2 separate regions of the Homo sapiens genome follow, and region 1 is linked to region 2. The links are chromatin loops, found by intact Hi-C in ENCODE. Cell type or tissue: CD14-positive monocyte. All regions are shown on one strand. Each heading gives the region's core, and the rest is flanking DNA. Links, peaks and the distances in the headings are about the cores only. Region 1 holds the start of CDKN2C (cyclin dependent kinase inhibitor 2C). Region 2 has its middle 66 kb from the start of LINC01562.

Region 1 (16,150 bases), core at 4,122-12,121, 190 kb after region 2:
TGGTACATTTTTACAGCAGCCCCACGAAACGAATACACCAGGGATCAGTAGCTGCCCCCCAGAGCAGCTGGCATCAGGACTTGGCTTTCTCTCATTTTTGGTCTCTGTAGATTTTTCTTACTTTTTTACTAATGCAACTCTGCATTCCAAAATATGTTTTCAAAAATTTATTTGTTGTGTGCTGGCAAGATTTTTTAGGATATTTAATTTTCATTTTGTTGGAAATGGAAGTCTACTTGATTCTTCAATAATAACTTTCTGAAAATGGGGTTTGGTTTCTCTCAGGTACTTATTATTACTTTCCAAGTGAAATTTGTTATTTATTTTACATCTCAATTATGCCTAATATTCTATTGTATTCTGTACATGGCATTTTGTTTCTCACAAAATTGCTAGTTTCTTGAGAGTTGAGATGGTGTCTTACTTACCATTGAATACAAGCATATAGAACAATACCTCACATATAATAGGTATTTGTAAATTACCTATTGGTTATTAAACTGAATGTACTTGTATATTGAGCAGATGCATAGGTATGTAAAGTTGCTTGGAGTGATAATTTTAAGTCTTAATTTGAAGTTTTTATTAATTCACAAATGTCTGTGTTACTCAGGGTCATGGTCACCTAGGATGGGTTTTCTTTTCTTTCTGATTAATATAATTAAATCTAGGTCTCAGGAAACCTATAGGTTTACGGCCTTTCAAGTTTCCTGTATTAGAGTTTGAAGTGACTTTATTAATAAATAATATTTGTAAATATTACAACTCTGTAAATATTGTTATACCCATTTTTCAAATACAGAAAGTAAAGGTCAGAAAGATTAAATGCCTGTTCCAAGGTGTGATACATAATAAGTACCAGAGTTAGAAACAAGTTTATTTTGCCCTAAAGCCATTCACTATTCTATACTACTTATTATGGATCCCATTTTGTAATGATTATGAAACTCCTTGCTGTTTTTCTATTCCTATTTGTATCAGAGTATCATAATATTTACTTATTCCAAAATAATGAAAGGTATCTTTCAAAAGACCTGCTTATGTATGATTTTTATATTTTCTGTCCATGCAGTCACTTTCCATTGTTCACCTGATATATTTGTTAGACATAAACACCCTCAGAGGTTACATGCTAGAAAAACAAACATTTTTCTTCTCAGTAAGGAAAGGTTCCCACTGTAGGACATTCAAATCCATATCATTAGCCTTCTATAAGATTTTCCATGATAAGGGTGCTTTTGGGTGCAATGTGCACCACACACTACTATGCACTTGCTTATACCCTGCTTACTTTCCAGTTGCTTTAGTATGCCATATGTAAACTTCATTTACCCAAATCGTTTTTAAGTTCCTTGAGGTCAAGCATGGATTTTCTATTACTGTGTATTCCTGTAATAGCTGTCATTTATTAAAGGCTTACTGAGTACCAGGAACTTTGCACACATTTCATTTATTATTTACAATAACATGGCAAATTAGGTATTATTACCCCCATTTCACAGATGTGGAAAGCCTCAGATATAATTAGTCCCAAGACTGTAAACCTATTAAGTGACCATAATGATGGGTCCTTAATATGTGATTGTTGAGTTGATGGATTTGTGGTAATTTTCCTGAAAGATCTTTCCATCTGGCCATAGTGCAGTAGAAAAAGACACCAGTTTGTATCCTTATGCTATAAATTACTAGCTTGTGACTGTGGACAAGTTACTTAGCGTCATCAAATCTGAGTTCCTGATTTGTAAAATGGGATAATAAAGCCCAATCCATGAAGGAGTCTTAAATATTAAACTAGGTCATACAGATGCAAAATAAATATTGATTTATTAACTTGCTTATGTGTTTCTTTTCTCTCACTGAAATATACACTGAATGAATAAGTGAATAAATTAAGAAGTACCAAGAAAAGACATTTATCAAAGTATCTTTTTTGTATAAATATGATTTAATAGCCTATAAATTATGACAAAATTCAATATAATTCAATAGTTTTTAGCATTCTTCTATGCGAACATATTCACAACTACATTAAAACATCTTCAGATCATCCTCTCAGATCAATCACCATCACACTTGTAAATGCAGACCACTTGTTTTTAGCATGTTCAGATCCTTTTCCTAAATATCTAGGATTTTATTTCCTCCTACAATATTGGATAGGAGACAGTAATCTTTTAATCTAATGGAAAGATATTTAAATGCTTTTTTCACCACTCCTTTTCCCCAAATTAGTAGATGATTTTTGTGTGAGGTGATTTTTCTATCAGGTAATTTAGTATCGTTGTTCCATAGCTTGAATTTTATGTCGGATATTTCAATCCGCTTTCTCTTCAGCATGTTCTGTTGCTGAGTAGAGAAACCTCACAATGGCCATAGACTGTTCTATTGTTTAAATTCTATGTATTTAAACTCAAAACAATGATATAAAACATGACTTTACTGTAGAAATGATAAATTAATTGTACATTGATTTTAAAGATAATATCTTTGTTTGTGGAAAACAAAAAAGTGCTACTAAAAATTCCCAGATCTCCATCCTGGTAATTCAAAACAGAATATTTTCCTTAGAAGGCACTAATCTTTAAAATTCTTTTATGTTGGTAAGCCAAAACCTCTACTTGCTGATCTTAGGGCATGGTGCAAGATCTTTCAATAAGGTTTGATGAACCAACAAGTGTTCTGGAATATTTCTTGAGGAAATTTTAAAAATTAGAATATTAATAAGTTAATATGCATTGTTTATAGATAGTAGTCATATAGTTGAAGAACTGTGCATTTTGAACCTTTAAAATATGATAAATAAGCCTTTTTAAAAGAAAATGAAAGCAATCACTGATCTTCAGCTGATGTTGTTATGTACAATTCTCTATTATATTGCCAAATTAATATTTTCTCTATGACATCTGTGATGTCCCTCTGGACTAAAAAGACATATATATATTCTTTCTGTTAACTGTCTTTATACAGTTATTTGCTTTTCCATTAGGGGCATGGTATATTTAAACAACTGCAGGCAATTTATACTAGCTCAGAGTCATTTTGATCAGTCTTGGGCAAATTAACCAGCCTTCAGTCAGTTCAGTGCTCTCTCCTATGTGGCCCTACTCCGGCTTCACATTGAATAGTCCCTCAGTCTAGTCCAGATGTCCAACTGTATCCACTCACCCTTTCAGAATGATGTTGTGCTTGCTATTTTTAGATGGAATATGTGTCTGCTGTATGTTAGTAAAACATGTAAATTATGTATGTAATTTATACATGATATATATCAAGTAGTGTGTTTTTCTACTATGTGTTTCAAAAGCATTATCCAAATGAAAATGATAAAAAAACTTCCCACAAAACTGGAAAATGTTTCATACCAAGAAAGTTAATTTGTTTATATTTACCATTGTGATATAATGAAGGAAATTTTTTTGGTCTTGTTTGCCCTGCTTTTGGATTCTTGGGCAAATGTCTTTTACTGGTCTTTTTTTGTCCTTGCTTTTGGATTCTTTAGCAAGTTGTCCACCATGTAATTAATATTAAATTAACCTATAGGCATTGCTATCTAAAACTTTAAAATATTCATTGTTCCTCTTGTCACTGTCATACTTTCTTTTCTAATGTTTGAAATTTCTAAATTGCGGATAAGTGACTTTTTAATATATTTGCCTCATGACAAGCTTTTGAAACATTAACTTAGGTAGAATGAGGAGCTGCATTGGTGTTTTCAGTTCTAAGATTTTAATTTCTATCTTTCCCAGGATCATTAATTAAAATGATTTAACCTATATCTAAAAAAAATCAGTTTATATTTCTTTAGTAGATCATAATTTGTCATCTTAAAATAGTAATGTGAAGTGAATTGATAGTATTTGTTCCACATCCATTTGCTCAGTACTGAACTTTAGTAAGAAATATCTCAGCATATCCACATATACATAAGGATACTCATATAGGACAGGACCAACAACATTATTTTGATTAACTGGTTAGTACCAACTATATACTTATGGATAAACATAGCAAGCTTTGGTCCACATACAAAGTGCAAAATGTAACTATAAAATAACAACAATACAATTAAAATATGTAATTTACCAGTAGGAGTAATTTATTTTTAAAAAATTGCTTTGGATTTCATACCACAGTCTTTTCCTCATATTTTTCTGTAAAGTATTAACAAATTAACATTTTCTTAAAATGATTAGTCTTATCAATATGACAAATTAAAATGTTATTTTCTGAAGATCACAAATTAAGATTTTCTAGATCTTAATTCTATGCTGAAAATGTTAGCATGTATTGAAATGTTAAATATTATAAAACATTTCAACTAATTTATATGCCAAACATAAATACACAATTGATGTAATCTAATGTACACTTTTTTTCACTTAACTTTATTTTAAATACAATATAGGCTGAATGCTTTTTCACTCATAGGCCTATGATAAATTTGAATTAATGGGGATAATAACTACTTTTAGCATCATTAAACATGACTTTAAAAGTTGAAGTAATGTTTGTGAACAGGCAAATAGGTGGCTGAAGAATCAGGAGTAAAGAAGTATTGAAAACCTCTATCTACATGCTACTTTTGTTCATCACCTAAAATGTGGAGACAAAAAAATATACAGAGAAATTTTTTTAAAAAGTGGGGTGGACAGCCAAAACTATAGGTGATAATATAGTGAAATATTTTGTAAACCATTGTTTTTAATTATGTTTTGAAAAAGATACTCTGGAGTGATCAATTACTTTTATATCTCACGATTATTAAATGTTATCTTTCATAGTTAAAAAGCACACCACAGTATACAGTATTGTCTATGTGAATACTGAAACAAGGAATATTATCCTGTTAATCATCAAGTGCTGATTAATTTAACAATTTCATCCTATTTATTCTTCTAATATATGAGTTTTTATTTCATCTTGAATCATCACCACACTATAACATTATTGCTGATTTGCAAATTAATTATTCTAGGCCTTTCAATTGTTAGTATTTATTCACAGCTGTTCCAAAGTTTGACAAAAATAAGAATACATGTTCATTTTTAAATGGCCTGTATAGGTTTGGTGTGAAGTGCCTGAATTAGCAGAATCGGTATCAGAATGCTGATATATCACTGAGGACAGTTACTTTTTAATAAAATTATCAGAAGGAGAAAACTATGGAACAAGAATTGCCAAAAAAGTTCCAAAATGTAAGACAGGATATACTGTTACATTAGTTGTGTACGGAGTAGCCAAATTATAGAATAATTATTCCTAAAAATCAGTAAGTTTTTTTTTTATTTTAGAAAATAATGTTTCCAAAGCATAAATTTTAAGCTCAGGACAAACTTCTTTACCAGCCAGTTGTGCAGACTGTCCACTGAGAAGGAACAGGGAGTGGACTGTATTTTAATAGAGTTGTGATAAATAATTTAGTTGCATTTCTAAATTAAAAATTCAACATTAAAAGATGTTGGCAGTTTCCTTTTTATGTGATCTTTCACTATTCATACAACTAATCTGAAAATCTAAGACACATAATGAAAATAAAATTCGCATGATACTGCTTTATATGGTCAAGATAAAGTATCAGCTTTTTCTAAGTAACTACTCTTAGTTACTTAGAAAATTAAAAGAGCAGAAGCTTCTGTCTCCAAAAATGTCCAGGAAGATTTTTGAGTTTTTCATGCATCAGTTTCAGAAACTGTCCCATTATTTTCATGTTAAAAGACAATATCACTTTAATTATACCAAATTAAATGCGTATGAAGTCCTGATAAATTATTTCTTTCATAGCATTGGTTGTATGTAGCATTTCTTCTTAGTGCTCAAAAGAAATGACGTGTAGTTGGATAAGGATTGGTGGTTTTTTACTTCCTCCCCCAAAGAGCTGATGTTTTTGGCTGGTTGTTTTTTGTTTTTGTTTTTATTTGGTGGTGGGGGGAGACATGAGAGAAAAGAAAAAGGCTGTATTTAGAATTATTGAACAGGCCTACACTAAAATTCTTCCTTGTCCGATGAGGATGAGGGCTGGGGGAGAAAGGTGAGGTGGAACAATTGAAGTGTAATAGTATCTGCGTAGTTTTTTTAAATGTACAATCTCTCTCCCGGTCTCCGGTCCCCCTGCTCCTATGTGCTGGTACCTCTGGACTGTTCAGAAGCCATTTTAGAACTCAGGAAGCAAAATATGTGAGTTCCACTGTGCTTCTGCAGGTGCTGTGGTGGCAAGGATAACCTTTGCTCGCTTGCCGGGGGGTGTAACCACGCTGTTATTTAATGTCTTTGAGGATTAAAGACACCACAGAAAATTCCAAACCCACATCCTAACACCTGAAGCTCGCACAATGTTTCTAGAGCAAATGACAAAACATTTCACTGGAACCTTAATTTAGCAAGTCTGTGTCCAGATCTGGGGATTTTTTTTTAATTGTTTTGAGGCGTCGCTGATGATCCCTACAGTACTCGATTTTCAAAACTATTTCGGGTTGAAAAAAGACCCCTTTCTAGGTGTTTTGCGCACCCGAGCCCTGCAGTTCACGGTGTTTCGGGAGGAGGGTCTTTCGGAATTGAACGTGCATTGTCAGTCCTGGGCGTCTAGTAATTTGTGGGGTTGGGGGGGGGACCGACAAAACCATAGGTCAACTTCCCGAATAGTCTGAGGGGCTAAGAAGCCAGAGAGGCATTTGCCTCCTCGCAACTGGACGCGAGGCTCAGAGCCCGGCTGTCCTCAGCTGTCATGGGGGGAGGGGAAGGGAGTGCTGGCATCGAGGTCGGGCGCCGTTTGCTCAGCCTCCCCGCTGCGTCCCGCCGCCAGCTCACCTCCGCGAAGAGCTAGGCACTCACCGGCCCGCTGGCCCTTGCTCCCTGGCCGCCCTCCGGCCCCGGTCCTCAGGCACAGGTCGCCAGAACCGTCCAGTGGGATGGCTGCCGCCTCCTCGGGGACCGCTGCCTGAGGGCCAGGACCGGGGTCGCCTGGCCGCCCGGGGAACCCGCAGCTCCCGGGGCGCTGCGCCGGCGGCCGGGAGGCGCCGGCGCCCGCTCCCCCTCCCCGCCCCCCCGCTCCCGCCTCCTGCCCGCGGCGCGGTGCTCCTGCTCGCCCCGGCCGGCCGCGCGGCCGCGCACACACTCACTCCGAGGGCGCCTCCAAGGTTACCCGCGGGTGGGGGCTGGGGCAGACTCCGGCCACTGGCCTCCTTCGCTGCTTTCCTATCGCCGCGGCCCTTCTGCCGCTCCAGGGCCACTGGGATCCAAATCCTAACGCAGAAGACACTCCAAAGTCCGGGGAGGGAAGTCAAGCTGAGAGGCAGGCCGGCATCTGGGCAGGGGGCGGCCTTAGTTGCCTCCGGGTGCCCGGACAGCCGGGTCAGGCGAGGTCGCGGCAGGAGGGGGCTGTGACTCCGGCGGGCGCGCTCCGTACAGCGCAAGCTGGGCTGGGGGCAGCGCGCGGGGGCTGCAGGCAGCACCGAGGCGCCCGAGGCGCCCCGGGCCCGTAGGGGGGCAGAGACAAGCGGGCTGCCAAACCTGCCGAGGAAACTAACTAAATAAAAGGAGACTGTTATTTAAGGCGCGGAAATTTGAAATATTTGGACAGGAAGAGAAAAGAAAAGAAACCTTAGCGAGGGAGGGGGAAAAAACGCGAGCTAACGGTTTTGAAGCTCCCCCACCCCCACCCCTGGCTTTTCTGCGCGCCCTGAGGGAGCTCTGGGCTCCAGCTTCCTATCACTAGGGCCCCGGGAGTTGGAGCTGGAGTCTGGAGAAGGAGTTTCAGAGGGACAGAAAAGATGTCTTCGCAGCCCCTCCGTGGAAGGCTTGGGTTGGCTATGGGCAGAGCTTTACCCGGGGTCTCAGGTGGGAAATTTGTTTCCTGCCTCTCACTAGGTTCCTGCGTGGAGCTGTTTTCATGGGACTGCCATATAAAAGCAGAACAGTCTCCAGAGACCGAGACAGGGACTTTCCCCCGTAGCCTTTTGATGAAGGTTGCTTAGGGCAGCCAGGAAGGCTGTGAGCACGACCTTTTCTTGCTCCAGCACTGTGACTGCCCGGCGCCTATGGACTATTTACTTCTACCCCCGGCAAAAGCCGAAAGCACCTTTTTGGGAACTGAGATTTCGAAACCAGTCCTGGGCCACGGACTCCATCCACAACGTTCTTTTGATCAATACGATAAGGGAAATACATCATATTGCTTTCTCGGGACAGAATACTTAACCTACTTATTGATCAGTCGCCCATTGTGGTGTGTGTGTACATGAACTCATCACACCGTTGCAAGATGCATAATGTTTATCAGAAAACTTAATTCACTACCAAAATGTGATAAAAGACACTTTGTTTAGCAGTTCGGGGACCAGAACTTGAACCGAGGTCATGTTAGTGCCCTCCACCCCCAGGTGTAAGCCTGGCTTCAGCTTCCTGGGCAAAGGCTGAGACCAAGTTTCCCGACGTGAATGTGGACGCAGCGGTGAAGAACTGAATTTGAGAGCGCATCCTCTGCTTTGTATCCTCCATCCTTACAACAGCGTCGTCTCCTGGAGCTCTGGACACTCCATTAATTAGCACTTGCATCCCCACTCTCTGCATCTGAATAAGTTCAGACCCCTCCCTCCCCACCTCAGGTCGCTGAAAAATAGGTCCCCAGCAGCACCGTTTCATCCATCCTATACATTTCGGCATGTTCAAGAGGCTTACAGAATATTGTTGAGGTTTTTGAGATTGAATAATGGCTTTTCATATTTCCTAGAGGGGACCACATAACTCATTTCTAAAATACTTAGATTAGCAAAGCTACTTCCCGCACAGAGCTAGAGTAATATGGCGATGTTTTAATGCCTAACAACTTTTAGACTGATGAAAAGATAGAGCGTCCTCTCCCTCTATTGTGCTCCGACCACCCGAGAACAAAGCAACTGCAGAAGTAACTCCTCTTTTGCTTTATGAATGTCCTATGCTTTTATATTTGAAATCTCTAAAGGGAAATTTTATTCTATTAAATAAAGTAAATGCCGAGACATGTTGGATGCTGTGAAGTCCATTAAACTGGATTTTAAAATCATGACCGTCCATCTTTACAGTTGTAACTTGTAAGAGGGTTTTTTAAAAAAATTACTTTCAGTTAGTGTTCTGTTAAAAAATATTCGGCTTATCAAAGTAGTATATTTTGTATATTGACTCCATTTTAGAATCCAAAATATGACACTTTTACTTCAAAACCACCTCAATCTCTGTTTTTCTTAAATAAGTGTTTCAATTTTGTTGCCATCAAAAATAAATTTATTTAGTAATTTGTGGTTAAAGGTGTCAGAGGATGAGGTCTTTTTGCACTTAGGGAATGTAAATTTTACTGCAAAATTAAAAGGATTAATCTTTTCTTTCTATATTCTTTTATACTATCATGGAAAATAAATTATTGAAAACCACTTGCCTGCCACCCAGCCATTCCAATCCTTGTTAGGTCAGGCATCAGAACCATGTCCTTCAATAAACCTTGAGGCATTTTATTCTTTTTGGAGTGAGGGCAGAGAGCTTATGAAGTAGGAGGGAACGTTCACATAAAACATCTTTGATCATGTGGTAGATGATGAATAAAGTATGTATGAATTTGCAAATGATAACTGTATTGAAATCTGTTGTTGAAAAGTGTAAATTAAAATGACCAAGTAGTAGATGCTAGAAAATTGTCTTGGAAATTTAATATTTCTACTTCCTTAAAAAAAATTTAAAAATTAAAAAATTTTTTTTAGGTAAATGTGCTCCTAAAAAGATTGTATACTCTTTTACTAAAAAGTTTTGTGGAAATTAAGTACCATTTGTGGGAGTTGCTCATTTATTATTTTAAAACTTTCTACATTTATTATTCTGCAAATTCTGAAATAGTTATGACCTTTATATGTAATTTATACATTTGTCTCGCTGTTTTTCATTGCCTAAAGATTGATATTTGCACTTTAATGCTTAAACATTTTGTAATTTTACATTTCTTACACTCAGGGAGAAAAAGTCCACATTACACTTAGTGTATTTATGATATAATTTTGGGAAGTGTATTATTTAACCATTTGCTTCATTTTGTGATTAAAAATCCATTAGTGGTAAGCATTTTTAAGGTGGCATTTTCTTTTAAAACTTTAGAGCTAAAATATGTTTTCAGATTGCTACTTCTGAACTCTGTCCTTCAACTATTTGACTTAATGTCGAGAAAAAGGGAAGATTGGACATTAAGGGAAATTCACACTGAAATTTCAGGCTTAATCTTCAAAAAAAAAAAAAGTTGTCCTTATTTTGTTTTAAAGCAGAAATACTAGGCACCAAGGTGGACGGGACATGGGTAAAGGATGAAAACAACTGAATCATCAAGAGAGTATGTCTAGTTTTCCAGTTGGTCTACCTTTTCTAGTGTAAAGACTTAAGACATTCAATAACTTTTAGTACAGTTCTCCTTAGCAAGTGATAAGTTGTGTATGGGTTCTAAAGGAGGGAAAATCACAGAAAAATGTTGTCCTGTTTTGAAAGTGTTTTAATTAGACAAAAGCATCAGGACAAACCATTTTAAAAACAAAGTCTTCAACTTGGGTGTTGAGATTGGCAAAAGGGGAAGCAAGGGAAAAGCCAAGGAAAGATAAAATATTCAGAAGAAAGTCAAAGTTATCTGCAATTACATGTTAGAACAGATTTTGCAGGTTAAAAAGATGTTGCTTAAATATATTCATAAGCCTGTTGTAAGATTTTCACTTATGCAGTTTCAGAAAATTTAGCTGCTTAACATATGACAGAACTGTATTTTAACAAATGACATTAAAAGTCAGGAGAGCTACTCAGTTAATTGATAAAGTAGAGGCAACGTGGGGGAGCCCTCCCCACGTTTATTGAAGATTTGTGGCTCCCCCAGCCCCGTTTGCCTGCATCAGGCTAACAACCTCATTCCTCCCATAGAGCCTGGCCAAATCACAGGCGGTGTCCCCCTTATGGTTCCGATGCCCCACATTGCTGGCCGTGTGCTTCACCAGGAACTCCACCACCCGGAGGTGGCCTTCTTTGGCAGCCAAGTGCAAGGGCAGGTTCCCTTCATTATCCTCGATGTTAACATCAGCTTGAAACTCCAGCAAAGTCTGTAAAGTGTCCAGGAAACCTGCTCTGGCCGCATCATGAATGACAGCGAAACCAGTTCGGTCTTTCAAATCGGGATTAGCACCTCTAAGTAGCAGTCTCCTGGCAATCTCGGGATTTCCAAGTTTCATAACCTGGAAAAGAAGTAGAAATGGTAGAATCCTTCAAGTGCATATGCTACAGAGATATTTTAAAATATCTGCCTGTCCTTCCATTTATGTAACTATTTATTTTTGATGGAGTTCTTGCGGAAGACCCATAGGATGGGGCTTGAAGGGGTCAAATGCAGAAAAGTGCTAGTAGGTGAAAGTAGAAGACAACTTCTAAAAATTGAGCTTCTATGATGGAACGTCTTAAATGGGCCCAAAAGTAGGATAAATTGATCAATAAGATAGAATTTGTGCAACATGTATAGCATTTGCTAACAATTCTGTTCTCTATGTTCCATGAAGAGTTGTGTAATTTCACGAATTTATTAAAATAACAGAAATGGAATTTGGGATTTAAATAAGAGTCTCCTTCTGTTTGATTGTTCATGCTCATAAAATGTGCCTGTGGTATTAATTCTAGAAAATCATATGTGGTTAAACTTTATTTTCTAAATAGCTACTGCAAACAAATAAGGATGTTGAGTTTCTCTAAACCAACTCCATGAGTGAGTGTAAAAATGATGTTTTAAAAATCCAGGCCTGATATTTTCTTAAATGATCAATTTTTACAAGTTCCCTCCAAATAGATATAGCTCCAAATTTCCAAGCATTTCTTAAAAATATTTTTTATTTGCAAGTTATTTAATATTGGCTACTAGGTGTATTCAATGTTTAGAATCCTTCATTTTAAGTTACAAAACAGTACTGATTATTAAGGTGTTAAATAAGCCACAGTGTTCTAAATTGCTTATGATATCAATTTATATAAAACTAAGTTCCTGATATGCCTTGTATCACAGTAGGAAATTATTGTAGGACAACTGTTCTTGAAAATAATGAAATAGTCACCCTATTACATTATATACTGTTTCTCAAAGTTCTGACAAGCCTCCTGATTTTCAAATGAGCAAAAGAAGAAAAAATAAGATATTTAATGGGTGTTTTGGGACACGGACAGCCTTGTCTTGTGGTTTGAGCTCATTTAATAATCAACTGGTGATCCTGTGTTAGTTCCTTTTTCAGTTATTATCAAGCATTTAAGGAACAGCTATTTGTAAACTGCCAACATTTTAAAAGTCAGAATGTGGTATTAACACTTGCTATCAACATACAAATAATTCACATAACAAAGATTATCTACTATTGTTTGAATATATTTCACTCTAACAGTGGTCTCTTATAAAGTATCTTGTAGAACAGCATGCAAATATAAAATACATATAATTTAGTTGTGAAAAAATATTACTTTCATTAACATGCCACACATTTTCAGAATTTACACTGGTTTATTTATATCTAGGTATATCCATAATAATCTAAATTTATAATAAATATCTTGTATAATAGACACTCAATGTTTATGAAATTAAATGCTAATGGAAAATACAAAGTCGTTCTATCTTTTTTAAATGTTTGTTTAAAAAAATCTAATCACACATTAAATAACAAAATATATTTAAAATGAGTAATATTTTGTAAATGCAAACTACATAGATGGACAAGATATTAAGCTCCCCTGTTGATAAAACTGTTGATTTTTAGCTCTTCCTTTGGAGCAGTGGTAAACAGTGATACATAATTTATATTTCAAGAACTTCAATGAAACATACTTTTTGGTTATTAAAAATTGATACGACCACAACTGTCCCTAAAGATTTAGTCATATTTAAGGACCTGGAATGAGAAAAATAAGAGACAGATACCTTGGATCTTCGTAAAGCAAACATACGATTAAGGCCTTTGATATTAACCTGATAGAAAAATGTACACTAGGAAGGTGGAAAAGGCTTTTGAAATTGAGTTAAATAAACATAATTGTAGAAGAAAATTCACCTTTTTTCACAGAAAATAATAGCAATATTGGAAACGGTTTTGAAGAAAGTTATTTCTTGACTTATGACACAACTTCAGAGTCAGGATTATACATATTGAAAATAAGCCTTGAAACTCCAGTTTCTGTGTGTGTGTTTCGTTATATGTACAAGGACTAAGCCACAATAAGTGGGTGTTAGTATCTTGATAAGTATGTTTAATATAAACAAGATTGCAAAGTTGTATTAAAAATGTTTGTCAAAACTTTTTAAAAGAATATTATTAATTTCCCAGTCTTCCTGTTCGTCAAAAATCCTGTAAAATCTTATCATGAACATGGGTTAAGTAGTTCATTCTTTGTGAAGTTTATATAATCTTTTGAGTTTTCAAAAGGAAACTTTTCAATATATTAAATTTGTTACTTTGCTATCATCACTAAACCTGTTCAAAACTACTAGGTAGAAAAAGGAAAAAAAATCATTACTTAATGTAGCAGCAATAACAAGATAAATAATTTAGTATCTGTGCATAAACTTCCTTAATACTGAAATTTTTGCAAGGCCAGTGTATTCTGACTGAAAATGTACAGACTGTATGGACTTTGTTTGTTAATAGTATATCTCTTGGCACTTAAATTTTTAATTCTTGTAACCGAAACAAAGCCCTCTAAAAACCCTCTCCCCACTGGGTTTTCAAAAACAGCTTCAAGTGTTGCATTTCCAAATAAGAATAGCTCATAAGAATATCATCAGAACTCTGATAAAGCAACTATTTTAAACTATTTTGTCATTTTTCTGTTTCTAAGCCTTTCACCTAAGTTACATGATAACATTCAGAAGAGGAAAAAAATTATCAGGTACAATACTTGGCAGCTGGACATGTGTCAATTGTTGCCTGTAAATCTAATTACTGAAAATTAGAGCACACCACGGCATGACCGTAGAGACAAAGACACTGCAGCTGAGCTCTGATTAGAAAATTCAACTTTTTATTCCTCCCGACTCCTGAATGAGTGGATGGTATTACATTAACTGTAAAATGTACATCCTGTCCCGGTGCCCAGGCCACCCATTCCAAACGAGGAAAGGTCGTTTGTCAAAACTTGAAGCATTTGAAGGAAAAACACCCTCATCAGTAGTCAAGAAAATTAACGTTAAAGTCTATTATTGGGGGCAAAGTACGTAAAACCACTAATAGCAGTGTATTTACTTCAAATAATAATCATAATAATGTGTTTACAGAGCTGTCTTTAAAAACAAAACAAAACAAACAAACCTCGGCCCTACACTGACTACTTTAAAATCCCCACCGTCACAAAAACATTCCAAAAACTAAGACCAAATCTGGACCCCACTTGATATCAAGGATGTTATTGGATTTGAGGAGTTTGTTCAAAGTACGTCATTTTGAGAAGTTGCATCCACTTAAAGATATAAAATATGGCAACCAACTAGGTTTAAAAACAGTGAAATTTTATGTCCCTGAAAGCTTAAAAGCTGTAAATCTAGAAACCCGGGTCACGTAGGCAACATTATTGACTTGTTTTCCCCACCTCTCTTAATACCAACCTGCAGCGCAGTCCTTCCAAATCCATTTTGTGCATTGACGTTTACATTATTTTGCAACAAACTAGTAAGTTGCTCTAGGTCCCCCCTGGCAGCTGCGGACGCCAACTCGTTCCCCCAAGGCTCGGCCATTCTTTAGGGTCCTGACGATCAGGAAAAGATGAATTAGTCGTTTTTCTTTTTCCCCTTTCCTTTGCTCCTAACCAGGCTGCATGATGGCATCGGAGACTGACAGAAGGACTGGGATGGTTAATCTGGAGTAGAGCTTGGTAGTAAATACTAGTAAGATCTGCCTGCCAAAAGCCCGCCCCTCGATTCACACGTGATTATTCAGCAAAACTGAGCCATTGGAGAGGGGCTCCTCGCCTCGCTTTTTTAGCTTAACCCCTATGAAGAATTCTGACGACTCCACAGAGAGACACACAGACACACATACATTCCTGGTTAATGACTCCGGACGTCAGATGTAGGCAGAGCTGTCACGTACCTACGCTACAGATCTCTGTGAGGAGTGTGTGTGGAGACTCAAGGGACTATAGATCGGGGCAGAAAATACCGCGGAAGGAAAGACATTCAGGGGGAAGAAAAGGCATTCACCCACCCTTGTTCACGGTGGTGACTTGAGCCGTGTGAGGCAGAACTGCAGGGGCAGGTCCTCCAGGGGGCTCGGTTTCCATCCGTCTCGCCGAAGGGATAGTCCTGGGTCCTCCGCTGCTGGGAGAGCGCCGCGGTGGCTGGATGCTGACGTGCTCCGGAGGGTTAAAAGATGATCGCCAAAGGCGAACGGGAGTAGCAGTTCGGTGGCCCTCAAGTTACAGGTCGTAACGATTGCCCAGTGCTCTGGGCTTCTCCAGAAGAGCCTTTGGTCGCGTCCGGGCCAAGCCGTGGGCTAATGCCGCTCAGGAAAGCTCCGGAGCCCGCCCGCCAGGCAGCCGCAGCCCCGCCGAGCCTCAGAGGCCGTGGGAGCCGGGCTCGGCGCGCGTCTCCGGAGGCTGCCGGGCGTGCGGCGGGCCCCCGAGAAGCCCGTCATGCCGGCCCCGCCAGGTCCCGGGACTCCCGGCAGCCCGAGGAAGGAGAGTGATGCGGAAAGCGTCTACGGAGCCCGGACTGCTGGGGCAGCTCGCGGCAGCATTGCGGCTGCACTGGGCAGCCCCCCCGGGAACTTCCCGCCTACGACCGAGCTCGTTCAGGCTTTCTGCTGTAGGCACTCATTGAGCTGCTGCCGCCGCTGTCCTTTCCTTCCTTTCCCGGTTTTGTGGGGGCCTCTGGAGATGGGGAGAGTCCTGGGAAACGTAGGCCAAGTTCTGAGTAGGGAGAGTCGCCGCAGTTCCGGGGCAGCCAGTCCGGTCGCCGTCTCGGCGAGCGCTCAGCAGCCTCGGCGCCCGGTGCCACTTTGCCACCTCTCGCGGTCCCCGGCCTGTGCCCCTTTGCTGCGGACAGGGCAGCCGCCAGCCAGCTGTGCCCTGGAGCAGAGCCTGGCAGCACTGCTTCCTCCTTGGCCGCACCGCTCCCAGTGACAGTTTCTTTTGTAGCTGA
Region 2 (16,150 bases), core at 4,020-12,019:
ATCAATTTATAAGCACTGCTTTACTTTAGGCACAAGAAAATGTTCCAGAATCACTTCATATTTTCTTTGACCTGGCCCTGAAATCAGCCATTTTTCCAAGGAGTGTTGTTCCTTTGAGTGGGAAATAGTTTTTAGACACCAAGATCTGGGTATTAACTGTGTTCATTGCCACTGGGATGAGTTGTCAATATGAATATACATAGTATGAATATATGATGTTAGAGGTATCAGTGTAAATTAACACACACTATGCATATACATACATACATACATACATAATTATACCTCTAATTCCAATTCTATTCCACACCACAGGGTTCTTTTTCCCCTTCTGGGGTTCTACTCTACCTGTAGGCCCATTAAGGCCCTTCTAAGGAAGTGATATTAGAGATGAAATCTGAATAATATTTAAGAGTCAGCCATGCCCAAATTTGGAAATAGACCCTTACAGCCAGAAGGAAGAAATACAAAGACTTAAGGCAGAATTAAGTGTGGTATGTTTAAGAAACGTAACAGCCGGCTGGGTGCGGTGGCTCATGCCTGTAATCCTAGCACTTTGAGAGGCTGAGGTGGGAGGATCACCTGAGGTCAGGAGTTTGAGGCCAGCCTGACCAATATGGAGAAACCCCTGTCTCTACTAAAAATACAAAATTAGCCAGGAGTGGTGGTGCATGCCTGTAATCCCAGCTACTCGGGAGGCTGAGGCAGGAGAATTGCTTGAACACGGGAGGCAGAGGTTGTGGTGAGCTGAGATTGCGCCATTGCACTCCAGCCTGGGCAACAAGAGCGAAATTCCATCTCAAAAACAAACAAATAAACAAAAAACCATAACGTGTGGCTGGAATGTATCGAGTTACGGGGGAGAAGGGTTTGAAATGAAATTAATGAGGCAGGAAAGACTTGCTGCATACAAAACTGTACAGGATATAATGAAGGATTTGAAATTTATTTACTTATTTTATTTTTACAGACAGGGTCTTGCTCTGTCTCCCAGGCTGGAGTGCAGTGGCACAATCATAGCTTATTGCAGCCTTGACCCCTTAGGCTCAAGTGATCTCCTGCCTCAGTCTCCTGAGTAGCTGGGACTATAGGTGCAGGCAACCATACCCAACTAATTTTTTTATTTTTTGTATTGATGGGGTTTCACTATGTGGCTCAGGATGAGCTTGAATTCCTGGCCTCAAGCAATCCCCCACCTCGGCCTCCCAGAGTTTTGGGGTTACAGGTGTGAGCCATGGCTCCCAGACTGGAATTTTAGTACAATAGGGAGGCATTGGAAGGTTTTGAGGAGATTGCGGTAATCTGATTTATGTTTAAAAAGATTACTTTGGCCGTTGCATAGAGAATGAATTGTTGAAGAAAAAGCAGGGAGATACTTATAAGACTTACAGTAATCTAGGCAAGATAAAATAATGACTTGAATTAGGGTAACACAGATGAGATAGAAGAGAACAAATCTGGGATCTATTTTGGAGGTAGAGATGGTTGGACTAATTCTGAATTCTCAAATGAATTCTGAAAATTCAAATGAATTTTGAATTCATATATCTACTATGTACTATGCATCGTGCTAAATCCTGGGGATAGAAACATTGAAAAGATACAAGCCTTACTTTTAAGGAGCTCATAAAACAGTAGAGGGGATAGATATACAAATAATTATAATACTGTATGATGAACACAGAATTAAGCATGAGGTAAAACACAGGTCCAAAAGAGGAAGAAATTTACTGCCCGAATGCAGAGAGTAGTTACATAAATCTTCACAAAGGAGCAGAGAGCTGTCTTTTACAGGATAAAAAGGTAGAAAGTAAAATAGGTGTAGGTGCATGAAACAGCTTGGTGAATTCCAAAAACCCTTTAGGATGAATGAAACCTAGAATTTAAGAATGGGTTTAGTCTCAGGTGGAAGCAATTGAGGAGGTTTAAGTGAGAAATGATAATATTAGATTTGCATTTATGAAATATCACTCTGACCTTATAAGGAAAATGATAGATTTGAGGAATAATGCAAAACCAGAGGTAGGAGGAACTTCCACTTCCAGCCATCATGCAATAACAGGGACTGTTCTACTTAATTAGAAACCCAGAAAAAATTATGAAGCAATGTTTCTGGACATTGGGTAACAGGCATTGCAGGACTATCAACCCTAAGATACAGGAAGTAAATGAAGTGAACCCTTGAGTTCCCGACTTACTGCCTGGAGGAAGTTTCCACACGGCAGATAAGGAAAGAGGAATTTAAAGAGTCTGGTGGTCTAGTTGAGTTGAGGAGACAATCACTGGAGTTTGGGGAGGCTAAGACAGCTAGTACTGGTGAGGCAGACTGTCAAAGAGGAGGGAACTGCAAAAAGAAAGAGCTTTGGAGAACTGCAGAGGATTCTCCCTGAATCTTTGGCTGAGGACTGATCTGTGCACATGTATGAGGAAATTATCTGAAGCTAAATATTGGAAAGCAGCAGGCCAAACAATTCCGATAGCTTACCCAGGGCTGGGAATATTTTGTGTGCAAAGCCGGAGTGGGAAGACAAAATAATATATAGTGGATCGGATAGAGTCCTCAGAAGGGGAACACCTTAGTAGTGGAGCTAAATTTTGCTTAGATTAAAGGCTGATCTGGACCCAATCTAACAATTTTTTTTTCTCTGTTGCCCAGGCTGGAGAGCAGTGGCACTGTCATGGCTCACTGCAACCTCCGCCTCTGGGGTTCAAGCAATTCTCCTGCCTCAGCCTCCCGAGTAGCTGGGAATACAGGTTCGCGCTACCACACCTGGCTAATTTTTGCATATGTAGTAGAGATGGGGTTTTACCATGTTGGTCAGGCTGGTCTCGAACTCCTGACCTCAAGTGATACTTCTACCTTGGCCTCCCAAAGTGCCGGGATTACATGCGTGAACTACCGCGACCAGCCCCAATCTAACAAATCTTAAAAGCAAGACTCAAAAGGATCACACTGATTCTATGTCCTTAAAATGTTGACAAAGTCCAACATTATTTAAATAATTTTTAAAAATCCGCCAATGATGGATTTTTGTTGGTGTTGTAAGCAAATACACTCAACAATGTAAAAACCACATTGTCAGCCAGGCGCAGTGGCTCATGCCTGTAATCCAGCACTTTGGGAGGCTGAGGCAGGTGGACCGCTTGAGGCCAGGAGTTCAAGACCAGCCTGGCCAACATGGCAAAACCCCATCTCTACTAAAAATACAAACATTAGCTGGGGGTGGTGGCCCACACCTGTAATGCCAGCTACTTGGGTGGCTGAGGCACAAGAATCACTTAAACCTGGGAGGCAGAGGTTGTAGTGAACCAAGATGGCACCACTGTACTCCAGCCTGGGTGATAGAGTGAGACCCTGTCTCAAGAAAACCAAAAAACCAAAATATCCCGCAATGTCTAGTATCAGATAAGAAATTACCAGGCAAATGGAGAAGCAGAAAAATATGACCTTTAACTAGGAAAAAAATCAATCAAAAGAAAGACAGAAATGACAGAGATGATGGTATTAGCAGACACAGATTTTAGAACAGCTACTGCAAATACACTTCATAATTCTGAGTAAGGTTGCTCTCAGAAAAAACTATATTTATATAAAAGTATATCTATCTATCTATCTATCTATCTATCTATCTATCTATCTATCTGTCTATCTATCATCTTAAAACATAGGCCACAGGAACTGGCATTTTACTTGGTATAGGAATTTAATGAGAACCAAATCACAAAAATATCAGATCTCCTTTTGAGGCTATGGATAATCAGGCTGTTCAGACAATCACCACTTCCAGTGCCTGTTATGTGTTAAATTTAGATAACTACCATTTAGATGCTAAAGAAAGAAGAGGAGATTCAAGTTTCTTAATGATGCTGTTGGTCTTTTTCTTATATTATTGTTTTGGTTTTGTGATTTTGGTGAATAATTTAAGTTCAAAGTCACCTGTGGCTTCTAAGGAAAAAAATAACATCCTGAAAGGCAGAAATTATTTGAACATATTCTCACATGCCCCCTTTAGTTTCGTTTCTAGCAACATGTCTGTAGACCTAAGCTAACTTGACATTGCAATAATCCATCAGGCTTTAAGGATTTTTAGTGAGTTTTTTATATTTAAGTCTTTCTATAGAATTCTTTATAAAACTTTACCTAATTCTTGTTTTTGCTTCCTCAGAAACTCAGTTTTTGTTACACCTGCCATCCTTTACTGGATTTTTCTTTTGATTTGTTGTTGATGTTCTAGCAATGAGCATCATACTTTTATCTCCACCTTAAGAGACCGATGCAGAACGTAAAGCAGAAGCAGTGAACATGAAAGTGGCTGTGGGATTCAGAGACGAAATCCATGTGTCTTTTTCTCTATAGAATTGAAGGATTGACATTTCTCAGTAACTACCTGGCAAAATACGTGTTTTCATAATGTTGAATTTGCCTCTCAGGGAAAAATGTTTCATAAAACACTTGAAAGATACTTATTTTGAAATTAATTATAAAACATTCATGTTTTTATCTTAGGACTGAATTCAAAGGGAAATGCTTCTTTGCCTTTTAAAAAATTGTTTGACTTTCAGCTTTCTGTAGTTACGATTAAAGCAGAAGTGATGGGTGCTATTTCCTGGTTCTGCAATGCTTTACTTTGCCTACTAAGTGATTTACTTTCAAACCTCATTACAGATAATCTTACTAAAAGAGTTAACACGCACTCTGCTAAAAGGTGTTTTACTGTTTTCCATGAACAGCATTGTATGAACAATGTTTTATGAAATGCTGTCTTTTTGTCCTGTAGATTGCCATATCTGTTATGTAGTTATCATATTGCCAAGTCTTTTGTTTTTTTCCTCTAAAAAATCCTCAGACTGGCCAGGTGCGATGGCTTACGCCTGTAATCCCAGCACTTTGGGAGGCCGAGGCAGGCAGATCACAAGGTCAGGAGATGGAGACCATCCTGGCTAACATGGTGAAACCCCGTCTCTACTAAAAATACAAAAAATTAGCCGGGCGTGGTGGCACACACCTGTAGTTCCAGCTGCTCGGGAGGCTGAGGCAGGAGAATCACTTGAACCTGGGAGATGGAGGTTGCAGTGAGCCAAGGTTGTGCCACTGCACTCCAGCCTGGGCAACAGAGCAAGACTCCATCTCAAAAAACAAAATCCTCAGACTCTGTGTCAATCTTCCACATTCTGAATATTATAATACTTTGGCTGTTTCTGTAGAAAGAGCACTTGCAAGTGTGTGTCTTGAAATACCCTCTTGTGTTTGTGTGATGTTAGGTTGTTAACTTGAGATCTTTCTAGCTTTCTGATGTGGCCATTTAGAGCTATAAATTTTCCTTGTAACACTGCTTTAGCTACATCCCAGAGGCTCTGGTACATTGTATCTTTGTTCTCACTAGTTTCAAAGAACTTTTTGATTTCTGCCTTAATTTCATTATTTACCCCAAAAGTCATTCAGGATTCTTTTTTTTTTTTTCAGAGACGGAGTTTCACTCTTGTCACTCAGGTGTGATCTTGGCTCACTGCAACCTCCGCTTCCCATATTCAAGTGATTCTCCTGCCTCAGGCTTCTGAATAGCTGGGATTACAGGTGTGTGGCATCATGCCCCACTAATTTTTGTATTATTAGTAGAGATGGGGTTTCACCATGTTGGCCAGGCTGGTCTTGAACTCCTGACCTCGGGCGATCCACCTGCCTCTGCCTCCCAAAGTGTTGGGATTACAGGTGTGAGCCACCGCACCCAGCCAATTGAGTGAATTTCTTAATCTTAAATTCTAATTTGATTGCACTGTGGTCCAAGAGACTGTTTGTTATGATTTCAGTTTGTGTTTGTGTGCTTATGTGAGTTCTGTCTAAGAAGTCAGATAAGCTCTGGAAGCTTCGTTGTATGTGTCTGCATATGACTGTGTATCTGGGTTATACTGGCAGGCAAAATCCTGCTCTTAGATGGGGTGGCTGAAAGATAAAGTTTCCTGAACTCTACTTGCTGTGTATGTACCCCATTCATACTTCAGAGAGGTGGAATCATCTACAACACTGCATTTCTTGTAATTGTGCTGTTGCTGGTATAAAGTCAAGTGCCTTCAATGCTTAAGGCTCAGATATTTTCCTTAAACTGATTTCAGGTCCTGTGAAAGTGTTTTCTACAACCTGTATAACCAGTACTTTCTAAAACTTGTTTATACTTCAATAGTACCTGTGATTAAAAAAATTTTTTTCTTATTTTTGTTATTGCCTTTTCCCACAAGTTCTAATACATAGTGATTTTTAAAGAAATATATACTATTTTGGCCAGGCGCAGTGGCTTACGCCTGTAATCCCAGCACTTTGGGAGGCCGAGGCGGGCAGATCATGAGGTCAGGAGATTGAGACCATCCTGGCTAACATGGTGAAACTCCGTCTCTACTAAAAATACAAAAAATTAGCCAGGCGTGGTGGCGAGTGCCTGTAGTCCCAGCTACTCGGGAGGCTGAAGCAGGAGAATGGCATGAACCTGGGAGGCAGAGCTTGCAGTGAGTGGAGATCGCGCCACTGCACTCCAGCCTGGGTGACAGAGCCAGACTCTGTCTCAAAAAAAAAAAAAAAAAGAAATATATACTATTTTAACTTAGGTATCTTCAAACTTGCATTTGTCTGTGCAAAGCATTGTAAGCTGATACATTTCTCACTCACTCTCTCTCTCTTTTTTTTTTTTTTTACAGGTGTGCACCACCACGGCCAGCTATTTATTTATTTATTTATTTTATTTTTAGTAGAAACAGGATTTCACTATGTTGGCCAGGCTGGTCTTGAACTCCTGGCCTCAAGTGATCTGCCTGCCTCGGCCTCCTGAAGTGCTGGGATTACAGGCATGAGCCACTGCGCCTGGCCCTCGCTTTTATTCTTTTAAAAAATAATTTGCTATTTCAAGTAAAAATAATAATGATGTAGTGTGGCGTTTTAAACAAAAGTAACAGTAAAATGCATGACAACAAAGCACAAAGAATGGTGGGGGGAAATGACATATACTCTTGTAAGATACTTACACAATGTACTATATGCACTAGATACAGTCATGCATTGCTTAACAACAGGGATATGGTTTGAGAAATGTGTCATTAGGTGATTTCATCATTGTGCAAACATCATGGAGTGTACTTACACAAACCTAGATGGTATAACCTACTACATACCTAGGCTATACAGCATATAGCCTATAGCTTCTAAGCTACAAAACTGTATAGCATGTTAATGTACTGCATACTGTACAAAATTGTAACACAATGGTAAATATTGGTGTATCTAAATGTATTTAAACATAGAAAAGGCAATATGTTGTGCTATTATGTTATAATGGGTACAACATCACTAGGCAACAGGAATTTTTCAGCTCCACTGTAATCTTATGGGACCATGGTCATATATGTGGTCCATTGTTGACTGAAAAATTATATGGTGCATTACTGTATACAAAATGTATACAAATATACTATAATAGCATTTTAAGGTAAACTACTATAACTTAAAGACATATCATACAATTATGGTGATATGTCATTCTTTTCAATTCTCTTTCTTAGTTTCCACATCTGCTGTGAGGCCAATCAATATTGAAATAAGAACAGGGCATCATGGATTTTCTTTTGCCTGAAATTCAGCCATTAGATAAATTTACCACCCCTTCTTGCTTGCTAGGACCTAGAAGGGTAAAATTTTTAGATATTGGTTTGATCAATGGTTGGAGGCCTTTAGAGACTGTAAAACTGGAACACTGCTTTCAAGATAGTAGGCTGATCAGGCGTGGTGGCCCATGCCTGTAATCCCAGCTACTTGGGTGGCTGAGGCAGGAGAATCATTTGAACCCAGGAGGAGAAGGTTGTGGTGAGCTGAGATCGTGCCACTGCACTCCAGCCTGGGCAACAAGAGCAAAACTCCATCTCAAAAAAAAAAAAAAAAAAAGATAGTAGACTGATTACATATGACAGTTGCCCTCAATAATATGCTTGAGAAATAATTGAAAAACTACCGAAAAAAAGTAGAAAGTTCTGGTAATGACATAATTGCTTATACTGAATAAATTCTCCTGCAGATAACGATTATGAACTGAAGGGCCACTAAAACAGAGCAGAAGCTGGAGATTTGGCATTTGAAAGAAGGAAACAATAATACATTAGTTAAGATATATGTTTAATAGGCTTTCCCACTTAGGATATTCCCGACTTTCTGTAATACCTGGAGGCTAGATCTGAAAGCAGAAAGCTAGAGTCTTATTGACCTGAGGAATTAGAAAAGGAATTTCAAACTGCCAGAGCGCCTGGAAATTAAGGAAGGGAGAAAATCCTAGAAAGGAGGGAGATGTGGATGTCAGAGCCCCAAATTTGTATATAAATGCCCCTCAAATCCTTGGCTCACTTTTGAACTGTACATGCATGGGTGAAAATCCAAGGGATCTGGAGAAAACAACAGCTGGGAACTGAAAGAGCCAAGCAGACGCTTCAGCTGTTGTCAACCACAGTGGAGACAGACTTTAATCTTTAAAGACTTACTTGACTTGAATAAGAGGAAAAGCTCTAGCTCTGATAAATATGTCTGACTTGAGCTACCACAGTATAGAATTGTGGCTCCTCAACCACTTCGCAGATTTGAGCCGGTTCACAGGCCCAGATCCCTTTGGATAAAGAATGGGTTTTGAAGAAAGACCCTGCCTCTCTGTTTGAAATTTACACTGTAAATCTTTCTCCTAGGCTCTCCACAAAAGCTTTGCAGCCATTTACCAGAGTGACAGTTTATTAGGCTAAGGGAAATAAAAGCTAGATTTTTCTTATGGATTACTAGATAATGGTTGTGGACTGACATAATTCCTGGAGACCTAAAATGTCACAGTGGTCTTCTAGTCAAAACAGAGGCTTATGGAGGTCAGGTTATTAATGGAGTTTTGGTTTGGGTTCATCTCAGTGGGCCCATGGTTATTACTCCAGTTCCAGAATGTGTATTTGAAATAAATGTACTTAGCAAATGGCAAAATCTCCACACAGGTTCCCTGACCCGTGGAATGAGGGTTATTGTGGTAGCAAATGCCAAATGGAAGCCACTAGAATGGTTTTCCCTTTCACAATAGTAAACCAAGAGCAATACCACATAGATTGTAGTGATTAGTGTTGCTTAAGGGATGCAGAGGTGGTGATTTCTGCCACATCTTCTTTCAACTTGCCTATTTGGTCTGTGGAGAAAATAGATCTTAGAAAATGAAAGTAGATTGTTGCAAATGTAATCATGTGGTTCTTCCAACTACAGCCACTGTTTCAGGCATTGATTCATTGCTGGAGCAAAGAAACACATTCTTTTGAATCTGTTATCCAGCTACTCCACTGGCAAATGCTTTTCTCTCTCTTCCTGTTATTATAGACTACAAGTAGTAGTTTTATTTCACCTGGAAGGATCAGCACTGCACCTTCACTGTTCTACCTCAGGGCTGTATTACCTCTCTAACCCTCCGTTATGTTATAATCTGGTCCAAATGGGTCTTGATCCATAGGATATTTTTGAGATCATCCTGACTGGAACTGGTGAGCAAGAATTACCAGCTACTCTAAACAAGTCAATAATATAATGTGTGCCAAAGGGTGGAAATAAATACCAAAAAATTCAAGAGAGTGTTGCCTCAGTAAAATTACTAGGCATCGAGTGGTCTGGAGCATGTTCAGATATCCTTCCAAGGTGAAAGACTAGTTTCTGCATCTGACTCCACCAACCACCAAGAGGCACAATGCTCAGTGGGCTGCTTTGGATATTAGAGGCAACATACACTTAGGCACCAAGAGGCGCAACGTCTAGTGGGCTTCTTTGGATATGGGAGGTAACATATACTTCTTTAACTGTGCTACTCTGACTCATTTGCTGAGTAACCCGAAAGAGTTCTTCTAGTTGTGAGTGGGGCCCAGAAGAATAGAACACTCTGCAACAGGTCCAGGCTGCCATGTCAGTAGTTCTGCCACGTGGGCCATATGACCCAGCATATCCATGCTTCTTGAAATGTCTATAGCAGATAGGGATGCTATAATGGAGACTTTTACAGACCACTATTGGTAAATCAGAGCCTATAGAATTTGAAGCAAAGCTATGTTCTCCTCTGCCAATAATTGTTATCCTTATGGCTTGCTATTAAACTACTAGAAACTTAACATATGACCATGGTCACCAAGTTACTACATGAGTTGAGCTGTTTACCATGAAGTGAATGTTGTCTGATCCATCAAGACATAAAGTTAGGCATGCATATATGCACTCAGTCAATTAGTGGAATTGGGACATAATTGGCTTTGAGCATATTCTGAAGGCATAAACAAATTGCACAAGGAAATGGTTAAGAGATCCATGGCTCTTGGTCCTATTACATGACCTTCTCTTTCTCAACACATATCAATGTCATCAAGTAGAGTTTCTTGTCACCAGTTGACTGACGAAGAATATACTTGAGCTTGGTTTACAGATAGTTCTGTATGATATGCCAGCATCTTCTGAAAGTTCACAGCTGGAACACCACAGTCCTGCTAAGGTATGGCCCTGATGGGCATTGGTGAAAGAAAATCTTCTAAGTAGGTATAACTTTGAGCAGTGCACTTGGTATAGCCTGAAAGGATAAATATTCAGAGATACAGATCTCTACTGATTCATCGGCAATAGCTATTGGTTTGGCTGGAGGGTTGGAAACTTGTAAAAAGTACAATTAGAAAACCAGTGACAGCCGGGCGCAGTGGCTCACGCCTATAATCCCAGCACTTTGGGAGGCCAAGGCAGGAAGATCACCTGAGGTCAGGAGTTTGAGACCAGCCTGGCCAATGTGGCAAAACCCTGTCTCTACTAAAATACAAGAAATTAGTGGGGTGTGGTGGCGGGCGCCTGTAATCCCAGCTACTTGGGAGGCTGAGGCAGGAGAATTGCTTGAACCTGGGAGGCGGAGGTTGCAGTGAGCTGAGATTGTGCCATTGCACTCCAGCCTGGGCGACGGAGTGAGACTCTGTCTCAAAAAAATAAAATAAAAATAAAATAAAATAAAATAAAATAAAAATAAATAAAAAATAAGTAAATAAAATAAAATAAAAAAAGAAAATCAGTGACAAGGAATCTGAGGAAGATGTATGTAGATAAATTTCTCTGAGTGGGTACAGAGTGTGAAGATAAATTTGAGCCCCATTTAGAAGCTCCTCAATGAGGAACATCAGAAGATGTTAATAGTCAGGTAGATAAGATGATGCAGTCCATGAAGTCAGTTACCTTCTTTCAACAGTCACCTTTGTCCTTGCTCAATAGACTCCTGAACAATGTGGCCATGGTGGAAGGGATGGCGATTACTCATGGGTTAGCAATATGAACCTCCACTCTCTAAAGCTGATATGACTATAGCCACTTCTGAGTGCCCAACCTGCCAACGGCGGATACCAACACTAGTTCTCCATTTCCTGAGGGTGTGGAGGGGGTGGGGGAGTTGAGTCAGCCACCTGCAGCCAGGTTGATTATATTGGACTGCTTCCACCGTGCAAAGGCATCTTTATTCTTACTGGAATATACCCTTACTTTGGAAATGGATTTGCCTTCCAAGACCACATTCCGTGGACTTCAGAGCACTTCATTTACCATCATGGTATTTTGAAAGGATTGCTTCTGACCAGAAAATAATTTTACTTTACATCAAATGAGGTGTGTCAGTGGGTTAATGCTCACAGAATTCACTTGTCTTACCATGTTTCCCATTACCCTGAAGTAATAGCCTAATACAATAGTAAAAGGAGTTTTGAAGACTCAGTTATAGTGCTGGCTGGCTGGCAATACTTTGCAGGGCCCAGGAAATGTCCTCCAGGATGTGGTACATGCTCAGCTACCAAGATATGGTGCTGCCTGTCTCATGGCCAGGATTCTCAGGCCCAAGACACAAGGGTGACTCCTCTCACTATTACTCCTAATAATCCAGTAGTGAATATTTTGCTTTCTGTCTCAGCTATGTGATCAGTTACAGAAATAATGATGGTAGCAATTATAGCTATTTCAGTCTTACTTTGAAGTGTATTTGTATATATTTTAACCAATTCTTTTTCTTTTCTTCTCCTATGTCATTTCCTTACTATCTAACATCTGTTAATAGTGGTTAACTAAGCATCTCATTACTTAGGTTAACAGAATGCAAATAGAGATCTGTGACTCACTAGATGAGAAACAAATGTCACCCAAAGACAGATAAGGGGACTTTGTAGCCTCTTTTAGCAAGAGAGTTGATACTTTTTTGTTGTTATAAAAGAGGTTCTGAGGCCAGGCATGGTGGCTCACACCTGTAATTCCAGTACTTTGGGAGGCCAAGGTGGGCAGATCACCTGAGGTCAGGAGTTTGAGACCAGTCTGGCCAATGTGGTGAAACCTCATCTCTACTAAAAATACAAAAATTAGCCAGGCATAGTGGTGCATGCCTGTAATCCCAGCTACTCAGGAGGCTGAGGCAGGAGAATTTCTTGAACCTGGGGGTAGGAGGTTGCAGTGAGCTGAGATCGTGCCCTGCACTCCAGCCTGGGTGACAGAGTGAGACCCCCACTCAAAAAAAAAAGGTACTGTATCATGTCTGATTAAAGCATGATTTTGCTATTTTTTATTGTATATATTTAGAATGTATAACATGATGTTTTGCTGTACTTATCTTGATCTACATATACATAGTGAAGGGATTACCACAGTCAAGCAAATTAATATACCCATTATCTCATACATTTACCTTTTCTCCCTTTTTTTTCTTGTTATGGTAAGAGTACTTAAAACCTACTCTTTTGGCAAATTATCAGTATACAATATTATTAACTATAGTCCTCATGTTGTACATTAGATCTGAGACTTATTCATCACACATAACTGCAATTTTGTACCATTTGATATACATCTTCCCATGACCCACCCCTGCCACTGGTAAGCACCATTCTACTCTTTATTCGTATGTATTTGTTTGTTTAATATTCCATATATAAGTGAGATCATGTAGTATTTTCCTTTCTGTAACTGCCTTATTTCACTTGGCATAATGTCCTCCAAATCCATCCATGTTGTGGTAAATGGTAGGATCTCCTTCTTTTTTAAAGCTGAATAATATTCCTGTATATAATATGCATAATAATCCTATATAATATATATATTATATACTTATGTATTCAGTTTCATTCTTCTACATGTGGCTTGCCAGTATTCCCAGCACCATTTATTGAATAGGGTGTCCTTTCCCCACTTTATGTTTTTGTATGCTTTGTCAAAGATAAGTTAGCTGTACATATTTGGCTTTATTTCTGGGTTCTCAGTTCTGTTCCCTGGTCTACATGCCTATTTTTATACCAGTACCATGCTGTTTTGGTAACTATAGCCTTGTAGTATAATTTGAAGCTGGGTAACGTAATGAATGCTTCCAGATTTGTTCTATTTGCTTAGATTTGCTTTGGCTATGTGGGCTTTTTTTTTGTTTCCAAGTGAATTTTTTTCTTTCTTTTTTCTTTTCTTTTTTTTTTTTTTTTGAGACAGAGTCCTGCTCTGTCACCTGTCTTGTGTCTCAATCTTGGCTCACTGCAACCTCTGCTTCCTGGATTCAAGCGACTCTCCCACCTGATCCTCCCAAGTAGTTGGGACTACAGGCTCACACCACCACACCTGGCTAATTTTTGTATTTTTAGTAGAGACAGGATTTCACCATGTTGGACAGGCTGGTCTCAAAACTCCTGACCTCAAGAGATCTGCCCACCTTAGCTTCACAAAGTGCTAGGATTACAGGCATGAGCCGCTGTGCCCAGCCTGGTTCCATATGAATTTTAGGGTTGTTTTTTCTAGTTCTGTGAAGAATGATGATGGTATTCTGATGGAAATTGCATTGAATCTGTAGACTGCTTTGGGCCATGTGGTCATTTTCACGATATTGATTCTATCCATCCATGAGCATGGGATGTGTTTCCATTTGTTTGTGTCATCTGTGATTTCTTTCAGCAGTGTTTTGTAGTTTTCTTTGTAGAGATCTTTAACCTCCTTGGTTAAGTATATTCCTAAGTATTTTAATTTTTTTTGCAGCTGTTTTAAAAGGGATTGAGTTCTTGATTTGATTCTCAGCTTGGTTACTGTTTGTGTATAGCAGTGTTACTGATTTGTGTACATTGATTTTTTTTTTTTTTGAGACAGGGTCTCACCCTGTTGCTCACTGCAACCTCTGCCTCCTGGGTTCAAGTAATTCTCTTGCCTCAGTCTCCCAAGTAGCTGGGATTACAAGTGTCTGCCACCACATCTGGCTGCTTTTGTTGTATTTTTAGTAGAGATGGGGTTTTACCATGTTGGCCCGCTGGTCTCAAACTCCTGACTGCAAGTGACCCGCCTGCCTCGGCCTCCCAAAGTGCTGGGATTACAGGCATGAGTCACTGCACCTGGCTTGTATGTTGATTTTGTATCCTGAGACTTTACTGACTTCATTTCTCGGGTCTAGGAGCTTTTTGGATGAGTCTTCAGGGTTGGTTTTGTTTTGTTTTGTTTGTTTTTGTTTTTGTTTTTGGAGATGGAGTCTTACTCTGTTGCCCAGGCTGGAATGATCTTGGCTCACTGCAACCTCTGCCTCCCAGGTTCAAGCTATCCCCCTGCCTCAGTCTCCCAAGTAGCTGGGACTACAGGTACATGCCACAACGCCTGGCTAATTTTTTGTACTTTTAGTAGAGATGGGGTTTCACCATGTAGGCCAGGCTGGTCTCGACCTCCTGACCTCAGGTGATCCACCTGCCTCAGCCTCCTAAAGTGCTGGGATTACAGGCATGAGCCACTGTGCCCGGCCCGGGTTATCTAGGTATACAATCATATCATTGGCAGATAGCGACAGTTTGACTTCCTCTTTTCCAATTTGGATGCCCTTTATTTCTTTCTGTTGTCTGATTGCTCTGGCTAGGACTTCCTATCCAGAATAGAAGCGGTGAAAGTGGGCATCCTTGTTGTGTTCCAGTTCTCAGGGGAATACTTTTAACTTTTCCCCATTCAGTATGATGTTGACTGTGGGTTTGTCATAGATGGCTTTTATTACTTTGAGGTATGTCCCTTCTATGCCAATTTTTTTTTTTTTGACAGAGTCTCACTCTGTCACCAGGCTGGAGTGCAGTGGCGTGATCTCAGCTCACTGCAGCCTCTGCCTCCCGGGTTCAAGTAATCCTCCTGCCACAGCCTCCTGAGTGGCTGGGACTATAGGCACACACCACCACGCCCAGCTAATTTTTTGTATTTTTAGTAGAGATGGGGGTTTCACCATGTTGGCCAGGATGGTCTCGATCTCTTGACCTCGTGATCTGCCTGCCTCAGCCTCCCAAAGTGCTGGGATTACAGGCGTGAGGCACTGCGCCCGGCCCTATGCCAATTTTTTGAGGGTTTTTAATCATAAAAGGATGTTGGATTTTATCAAATGTTTTTTCTGCATCTATTGAGATGATCATATGATTTTTGTTTTTAATTATGTTTATGTGATATATCACATTTATTGATTTGCATATAGTGAACCACCCCTGCATCACTGGTGTAAACCCTACTTGATCATGAAGTATTATCTTTTTGATATGCTGTTGGATTCTGTTACCTAGTATTTTGTTGATGATTTTCTGCATCTATGTTCATCAGTGATATTGGTCTGTAGTTTTCTTATTTTGTTATGTCCTTTCCTGGTTTTGGTATTAGGGTGATACTGGCTTCATAGGATGATTTAGGGAGGATTTCCTTTTTATCTTTTCGAATAGTTTCTGTAGGACTGGTATCAATTCTTCTTTGAATGTCTGATAGAATTCAGCTGTGAATCCATTTGGTCGTGATCATTTTTTGTTGTTGTTGGCAATTTTTTTTTTTTTTGAGACAGAGTCTCACACTGTCACCTGGGCTGGAGTGCAGTGGCGTGATGTCAGCTCACTGCAACCTCTGCCTCCTGGGTTCAAGCGATTCTCCTGCCTCAGCCTCCCAAGTAGCTGGGATTACAGGCATCCGCCACTATGCCTGGCTTATTTTTTTTTGTATTTTTAGTAGAGACAGGGTTTCACTATGTTGGCTGGGCTGATCTCGAACTCCTGACCTTGTGATCCGCCTGCCTCGGCCTCCCAAAGTGCTGGGATTACAGGCATGAGGCACCGTGGCTGGCCAGCAATATTTTAAAAAAACTAC

What was found. A loop is a pair of places that touch in the nucleus more often than their neighbours do. Peaks named below come from ENCODE experiments on the same cell type or tissue, not always from the same donor. Only the 100,000 strongest peaks of a DNase experiment are listed, where the experiment ranks them.
Region 1: a loop joins it to region 2, with 2.3 times the contacts of the local background. A loop is called at or near these places in 2 of 110 quality-filtered maps.

The regions. Positions count from the first base shown.
Region 1 is chr1:50,968,965-50,985,114 of GRCh38, reverse strand. CDKN2C (cyclin dependent kinase inhibitor 2C) reads right to left here and starts at 14,870. Exons shown (of 2, transcript NM_078626.3): 1 at 14,618-14,870; 2 at 10,481-11,222. The coding sequence starts at 14,746. The coding sequence ends at 10,845. RefSeq lists a cis regulatory region at 5,843-6,352, silencers at 6,784-7,003, 7,024-7,083, 7,314-7,483, 15,532-15,801 and enhancers at 7,634-7,713, 7,804-7,913, 7,984-8,273, 8,614-8,663, 16,032-16,101. In CD14-positive monocyte, for the core only: no CTCF peak of the experiment used is centred there; a DNase peak (open chromatin) is centred at 7,954; H3K4me3 peaks cover 3,218 bases; H3K27ac peaks cover 606 bases; H3K27me3 peaks cover 4,756 bases.
Region 2 is chr1:51,161,458-51,177,607 of GRCh38, reverse strand. No RefSeq gene overlaps it. Among named protein-coding and RNA genes, the nearest start is that of LINC01562, 66 kb to the left of the region's middle. In CD14-positive monocyte, for the core only: no CTCF peak of the experiment used is centred there; DNase peaks (open chromatin) are centred at 4,597 and 7,047; H3K4me3 peaks cover 1,065 bases; H3K27ac peaks cover 2,994 bases.